Linked DNA regions of Mus musculus: regions 1 and 2 are each linked to region 3. Evidence: chromatin loops called from intact Hi-C (ENCODE). Cell type or tissue: left cerebral cortex. All regions are shown on one strand. Region 1 overlaps Spr (sepiapterin reductase). Region 2 overlaps Gm5878 (predicted gene 5878). Region 3 overlaps Exoc6b (exocyst complex component 6B).

Region 1 (2,500 bases), 95 kb before region 3:
GCCTAACACACATATAAGCCCTTCAACCCAGCCAGCAGCGAGCGGTGGGCACTGCCAGTCCTCGGAAGGCTTCTGCAGAGGCTTGGGAGCGAGCTGATGTGCACTGGAGTTCTCTGTCCCCTGGAAGAGTGCTTTAGAGGTGGGAAGAGCAGGAGAAGCAGAAACACTGGACGGATGAGGTTGAGGCTCTTGTTTGTGGTCAGTCTGTGGGGTGAGGAGGGTGGGCTCTGATGCACAGAGAGGACGGAGGGCATCACGTCTGGATGGATGCTCCTTGAACTTCATTTGTTTGTTGTACTGCCTGCATCCTGTGGTGTTCACTGGTCTTCCCTTGACTCTGGTCCAAATACATAGTTATGAGGCAGATGCAATAGAGTGTGCGTTGTCCTTCATGAATACCTGCTAACCTCTTCTAACAGGCCCAGGAATGACCCTGGTTCTTCAGACAAGAACTTTACTGCTCTTATTTTTCAGAGCGAAGGCAGAGAGCTGTCTGCCTTCTTTCATCCAGGTCCACATAGTGGTAGGCACAGGTCCAAAGTCATCAAGATGGATGTCCCGGAAGACCTGTGCCCTTCTCACGCTTCTGTCCACACTGACCCACCTGGGCTGACATTTCCCTGAGGGTCCTAGAACCCAGTCAGTGACAATCGATCCTCAGTGCCCAGCACACAGCAGACAGTGCTGACCAGTGAGGGCTGCTTTGATAGCCACTTCACACCCTGCCCACATGGCGGTACTATGAAAAGGTCCCAGCTCCCATGACAAGCCCTCTTGGCACTGTCCCTGTGGCCCTTGGCCTGCTGTGGTACAGACTTAGAACCAACAGGCCTTCAGGAAAGGATAGATGGGATCCATGAAGGACGTGCTGAGGGCTCTGGTTCTTGTGCAGTCCACAGTCATGGGTTGGACACTCAGTGGGACTGGTCTGCAGACAGCCTCTTGGCACACTTGACAAGGGCCATACAGTCCCCAGCCATCAAAAACAAACAACAAAATGACAGCCCTGCTCTGCATCTGCTTGTTAAAAGAACCCACCGACTCTCCCTGTGCCCAGCAGAGGGCGGACTGGGGCTATGCAACCTGGAAAGGTGGGGCCTGTCCTTCCTTCAGGCTATGCCTCTATTGTGCAGGTCCTGCAGGATTCCCCAAGGTGGAAGGGGTTAGGTGACTTCTATCCCCTTTCCCAGTGGAGTCTCTGGAATGGTAATGGCTGAGTTCAGACCCCTGGGCTGCTGCTTACAAGCTGTAACCCACAGCTCTGTGCCTCTGAAAAGACTGATCCTTACAGCACACTTAATTAAATCATAGCTCCCATCCCAAAGGGTCATCATGAGTGCAGAGTAGGCTGGTGTTTTGTGTTTGGCACTGAATGCCCCAGGGTTGATAAAACCCAGTTGTTGCCTCTTTTATTTTTGGCAAGGCCTCTTGTAGCTAAGGCTGCCCTCAAACTGTAAAATGACCCTGAGCTTCTGATCCTCCTGCGTCCACCCAAGGGCAGGGATTGTAGGCATGCACAGCCATGCCTAGGTTTATGCAGTGGTGGGGATGGAGGCCAGTCCTTCATGCATGGGTAAACACTTCCAACTGAGCTACACTACCACCTCCACTACTGCCTTGTGACATCACACACAGCCTTCTAAGGGACCAGGTGCCCTGCCCTTGCTGCCCTGTAGCAAGATCTCTCACACACTGCACTGCTCCTGTGTCAGCGTCTTCAAGGGGACCGAGGTTCCATCTGGATAGCTTCTCTCAGACCAGTAGGAGAACACATAAGATTCCAGAGCCTAGACATTCCCATGCTTGTCTTGAGCAGGTCCCCACCCTTCTCTGAACTTCTGTTTCCTTATGACAAAGAAATCCCTGTTTTGTTTTGTTTCATTCTTTTTTTTCTGCAAACCTCTGTTCCAGAACGGCCCTGCTGCATAGGGGATTGGTATTGCATTGTCTTCTGCAAGTAGGTGGGTTAATCTAGGGTGGCCTTCTGTCCTGGAGGCACATGAGTTCCTCCAAGGCTTCTTGCTTTTTCGGGGGGGGGGGTGGTGGTGGGGGGTTAAGTGGAGCATCGAGCACCAGCCCAAAACCTACTAGGATCATCCTACCTTTCCCTATGACAGCAGGAGTTCAGAGGGGTGTACCACACGTCTCCACAAGGTGGCGGACTTTCTCACATCTTCTGAATGCAGAGACTTCAGCATGTTCTATCCTCAGGGAGACCAAGGGATTGAAGGAGGTCAGAAAGGGATAGAGTGACTCTTCTTAGGAGGCCCCAGGGCCCCCCTAGTCACCTCCAGCCATCTGTGCCCACAGAGATTTCTCCAACACTTAACAGTCAAGACAATTCCCACAGAGAGCTCAACCTTGTTTAGAGGATTTCTGAATTGAGGCTCTCAAGGGATTTTTTTTTCATTGTGGCAAATTGACATTGAAAACGATCAAAACTAGGGAAATAGAGATAGGAAGGTCCCCAGGGTTTGCTGGCCAAACCAGTCTAGAAAAA
Region 2 (2,500 bases), 80 kb before region 3:
ATCTTCTGCGGCAAAAGCTTTATTGCTTACTTCTTCAGGAGCAAGAGAGAGAGTGGCAAAACCCCGTCCCTTTTAAGGAGAATTATCCTCCGCCTAGGACGTGTCGCTCCCTGATTGGCTGCAGCCCATTGGCCGAGTTGTCGTCACAGGGAAGGCAGAGCACATGGAGTGGAGAACTACCCTGGCACATGCACAGATTATTTGTTTACTACTTAGAACACAGGATGTCAGCCCCATCTTGTAACGGCGAATGTGAGGGCGGCTCCCCACAGTCTTACCCACCAGGATGCTCCTGCAGAAAGGAGGTCAGGCCTTGCAAAGGGCCACCTGGTGCTTAAGTCGACTGTGGACTTCTTCATCAGTATATTTAGTATGCATGCATGTGCACTCTCACATGATATATTTAACTTGTGTTCTTGTCCATATGTGTCCTTGTGTACATGCACATGTGTGCTCAACTTTATGTATACATAGTGTGTGCCGACACATGTACTTCAGGCTCAAATGCCATTTCACAGGTGCTGGACACCTGGACTTTTGGACACAGGCTTTTGCAAAGCCATTGAGGTTGAAATGCACCTGCCTAGCCGGATGATGGTGGCACACGCCTTTAACCAGGAGGAAGAGGAGGATCTCGGTGAGTTCTGGGAAAGCCTGGTCTACAGAGTGAGTTAGTCAGGGCTCAGTATAGAAAGACTGTCTCAAAAAATAAAAATAAAAAAAAGGGGAGGTATGTCTGTCTCCATGTCAAAGTTCTAGGTGACAAGCTTTATTCAGCATGCTGCCTCTCCCCTCGCAGTCTGGGGGAATAAACTCAGATCTCACATGGGAAGCAGGCATTGTTTGCACAGGAAGTCATTGTCCCAGCCTTCTTGTGCTGCTCAGTCTCACCCAGGCTGCAGATGTCACACTCTTGACTTGCAGCCCAGCCAACTGAGGGCCAGGAAGAGCAAACAGTATGTCTATGCAACTTCTTCCAGGGACATTCCAAGGCAGCCCAGGAATGGAAGGAGTTTTGTTCCCTTATTATGGTGTGCATGAGAAAAAGGAAGGACAATATCATATTAGGTAGGCGTTCCAGTGCACTCCCCCATCCCCCACCTCCCACCCATTGTTGGTATGAGTTGAAGCAGGGACTCCAGCAAACCAGGTGCACTGACTGACACGGTGCTGCTGTAGAATGGCCAAAAGGGGGCAGTAGAACATCAGTTTCTGACTGGTTGCATGGCCAGCAACCTTCCTGCCTTCTTATTGGCAAAGGGTGGTGTCTCCATGCTCTTCAAACCTTCCTCTCCATTTCCTCCCACGGGACTACCAGGGAGCACTGGATGTATACGTCCTTATTGCTCCCCACAGGGAGCACTGGATGTATACGTCCTTATTGCTTCCCACAGGGAGAGCAAGGAGCACTGGCTGCAGAGATCCCCAGTACCTCCCACCGGGCCAGCAGAGTCCTTACTTCATAGCTCCTCACTGCTGTGCACAGGGGAGGAACTCGATGCTCAGGCCAACCCAGATGTGAGTCACAGGAAATAATGACTGCACATATAGATGCCGGTTTTCTTCTCTCCAATAGAGAGGACTTCTGATTCACGGGGAATATGTGGCCTTTGTGAGCCACCGTGTCACTTTTCTCAGACTTGGGCATAAGATTTGGGGCAGGGGGTGTTTGTTTTTAAAGAGAATGTCATGCATTCTAGACTGGCCTCAAACTCTGTGTTGGAAGATGTCCTTGATCCTAGTTCTGATTTCCAGTCTCAGGGAAAATCCACAAATTCCGTAGAACTGGCTAAACGTGACACAGGTGAGCTCGCCCAAGGGGTGAGGGGACTAAACCTGCAAACAGTGGGCATGAGACCCCATCTTCCTATTTTGCCAGTTGCATGTTTGAGCTCAGGCTTGTCGTGGCTTGTGCCTTCTCTTCTGGCCATGGTGCTCCATGGAGAAGTTAGATGAAGTTAGCTCAGGGCTGTAGTCAGAACACACCTGCAAAGCCACCTGGCCACACAGGGGACAGTCCTGAAAACTTCTGCATGTTGACCTGGGTTTCTTTGGGATGGCATGGGACTGGGACAGCCTCCTGTCCCTCCCTCCACCAGCTAACAGCTCAGCAGCTTCAGAAGGGGGAAGTCCGGCTACAGCTCACGTCTGTAGTACTGGGACATATTCTCAGTAGGAAAAACAAGTCATCTAGAAGGGAGGGAAGGAAGGAAGAAAGAAAACACAGCATCAGTGGTGTAGACCTGTGTAGACTGTGAAGGCAGGAAGATCAAGAATTCAAGAACATCCTCACTTTCTGAGTGAGTCCCAGGCTAGCCTGACCTCCAGGTGTGACACCTCAGTTGGAACAGCTCTTGCCCAGCAGGCAGGAAGCCCTGGGTTTCTTCCCCACAACCAAATAAACCAGGCTTGGCAGGTAGATCGTGTAATCCCTACATTTAGTACGGGGAGACAGAGAATTCAAAACTCCAGGTAATCCACAGCTACATAGATTTAAGAA
Region 3 (2,500 bases):
AATACCTGGGGGAAAGGATTCATGGATAGTGTGAAATTGTTCCCTTCTTTTACTTTCAATGTGTCTTTTTTTTTTTATTCCTGTGCTCTTAAGTGCTGTGAGCTCTTGTCTGCATTCCTTAGTTTTGAACGAATGTTTATTAAAGCCAATATTATTTTGGTTTTAATTTGTAATACAGCATATAATATAATATAATATAATATAATATAATATAATATATAGTATAATAACATTAAAAGGTTCTGAAAGATCCTCAGTAGATTGTAATTGTGCAAAGTGTTCCTGTTGGGCTGGTGAGATGACTCATCGGGTAAGGGCGCTTGCCGCCACCCAAGCCTGTTCACCTGAGTTCCATCCTTGGGACCCAGAGGATTTAAGGAGAGAACAGCAATAACTCCACTTCCCCCTATAAGTAAGTAAGTCAGTAAGTAAGCCTGAAAAGGGACTTTTTTTTCTTTTGTCAAATATGTTAGAGAACTGAAGGTTTAGATAGGAGATGTTGGAGAGACCCGATGACAAAGTGTATGATCTTGGTCCAGATGCTTTATAAGAAATGAAAATGCTCTAAACATGATTGGACAGTGAACAGAATTGAAATGTGGACTGCATTTAGACTATAGTTGTATCACTTTAAATTTGGTAGTGATGCGGTAATTAAAGAAGCATACACTACTGGTTTAAAAACTTAATTATTTTGTGTGTTTATGTGTGTGAGTAGGTAAGCATACAATGTGTAGGTCAGAGGAGTTTTTGTGAATGGACTCTTGTCTTTCACCTCATTTTTGCAAGGCTTCTCTTCGTTTTGGTTTTTGCTACTTATTTGTGTACCCAGGCTAGTTGGTCAGTGAACTTCTTTCTAGCTTATTTTCTTGTCTTTGACTCTCATCACCCAGTGATAGTGCTGGGATTGCAGATTGGCACCGCTGTATTGCAGGTGTGGGGTTGTGTTGCAGGGGTTGAACTCCTGTTGTCTTATCTGATGAGCTATCTCAGTGGCTCCATACTGATTTTTAAAAGACACTTGAGGTGTCAAAGTGCTTACAAATGATTCAGGAAAATAAGAATGCAGATTCATATGTATTTAGAAAGAATAAAACAAATATGGTAAATACTATAAGTTGAATTTTGCATAAAAACTATGCAAGTATGTTCTCACAATTCAAAATTACTTATATAAAAATCAGATTTACTTCAAAATAAAACTTAAAAATTATAAAGCATGAGTCTTAGAAACAATTTTAATGCATGAATTTTGGTTTCATTTGCTTGAAAACTGAAATGTTTTGAGCAGCTTCAAAGGATCCTCTATGTTCTGCTGCCCTCTAGTGTCCCTTCTGCTTCTGCGCAGCTCGTTCTGCAAGTGGGGCTTTAGAGCATAGCATCCAGTACAAGCTCACCAAGTAAAACCGTGATGAGGTGGTGAGACAGTACAGTACCGGGAAACCACACCCCACGGCCCATTTTCTCTTGGTTGCTTCCTTTTTATGCTGGGCTTGCCCCTTCGGCCTGCTGTGTACTGGCAACACTTCTGAGCTACAGCCTGGCTGCTCCACCCCTCTCAAGAAACCAGATTTGTTGGATTCTCACCTAAGATCAACTATCATATAACTGTATACTTTTCTCTTCTTCATTACTACTAAATATTATTTAATTGTAGTATCATAGTATTTTTCTTTGTAGCCAAGCATACTGGACTTGACCCATAATCTTTCATATTGAGTCCCAATTCTTAAAAGCATTGAATATCATTTGTTCTCAAAATTTGCTTAAATTTATTTGGCAAGAAAATTTGACCTGAGTTGGCATGAGATTTTGTATTTACTAACTTATTTCTAGAAATACTAATGTGAAGTGCTGCTGGTTTTTGTCTTTAAACTGTTGGTTTATTGATTTTTTTCCTTTCAGTCTTGATTTCTCCAAGAATTTCAGCTTATATCTTCAACTCATTAATATTTATTAATATTTTGATCATTTCTTTTGCAACTTTAGAACCACATGCGCTGACATTTTTGTTTTTGCCTTTTTCTTTGTTGCTCGAGCAACATAGTGAATTGTAATTTATGTGTTTGTTTTGTAAAGCACTCACAGGTTTTTAATCGTGAGTTAGTTTTTCTTGCCTCCTGGGTTTGTCCTCCTCCAGAGCTACTTAGTGAGGAGCTCCATTCAGGGTTGTATCTTGTGTGCCCGTGTGGGGTATGTATAGGTCAGATTTTCTTGCCAAATGAAGTCAAGCTGGTTTTGACAACAAATTGTTTTCAAAGCCTTAGAGACGTGGGAGTCAATAATGAGAGATCATGGGTAAAATCAAATATGCTTGGTTTGAAAAATAGAAGCCTTACTTTTCATGATAAAGGTCTGTATTTCATCTTAGCTTACTTAAAATTATGGAAAACTTAATATGTTTAACATGATAATGGTGTTCGTCTCTCTCTCTCTCTCTCTCTCTCTCTCTCTCTCCCTCCCTCCCTCCCTCCCTCCTCCTCTCCCTCCCGCCTTCCCT

Evidence for each region. Hi-C counts contacts between places; a loop is a spot of excess contacts. Peaks named below come from ENCODE experiments on the same cell type or tissue, not always from the same donor. Only the 100,000 strongest peaks of a DNase experiment are listed, where the experiment ranks them.
Region 1: it touches region 3 in a loop (7-fold over the local background); 34 of 42 quality-filtered maps call a loop at or near these places.
Region 2: it touches region 3 in a loop (5-fold over the local background); 30 of 42 quality-filtered maps call a loop at or near these places.

What each region holds. Positions count from the first base shown.
Region 1 is chr6:85,131,549-85,134,048 of GRCm38, reverse strand. Spr (sepiapterin reductase) reads left to right here. Exons shown (of 3, transcript NM_011467.2): 3 at 1-369. Among named protein-coding and RNA genes, the nearest start is that of Spr, 5.0 kb to the left of the region's middle. In left cerebral cortex, CTCF peaks have their summits at 1,055 (motif pointing right) and 2,163 (motif pointing right); DNase peaks (open chromatin) are centred at 1,065 and 2,155.
Region 2 is chr6:85,116,706-85,119,205 of GRCm38, reverse strand. Gm5878 (predicted gene 5878) reads left to right here. Exons shown (of 3, transcript NR_168059.1): 2 at 519-637. It overlaps Gm52864 (a long non-coding RNA gene), which reads right to left. Exons shown (of 3, transcript XR_003956322.1): 2 at 1,987-2,190; 3 at 731-1,022. Among named protein-coding and RNA genes, the nearest start is that of Gm52864, 3.5 kb to the right of the region's middle. In left cerebral cortex, CTCF peaks have their summits at 988 and 1,192 (motif pointing right); a DNase peak (open chromatin) is centred at 1,207.
Region 3 is chr6:85,036,740-85,039,239 of GRCm38, reverse strand. The region is part of intron 1 of Exoc6b (exocyst complex component 6B); the gene reads left to right. Among named protein-coding and RNA genes, the nearest start is that of Exoc6b, 32 kb to the left of the region's middle. In left cerebral cortex, a CTCF peak has its summit at 1,324 (motif pointing left); a DNase peak (open chromatin) is centred at 1,345; H3K27ac peaks cover 219 bases.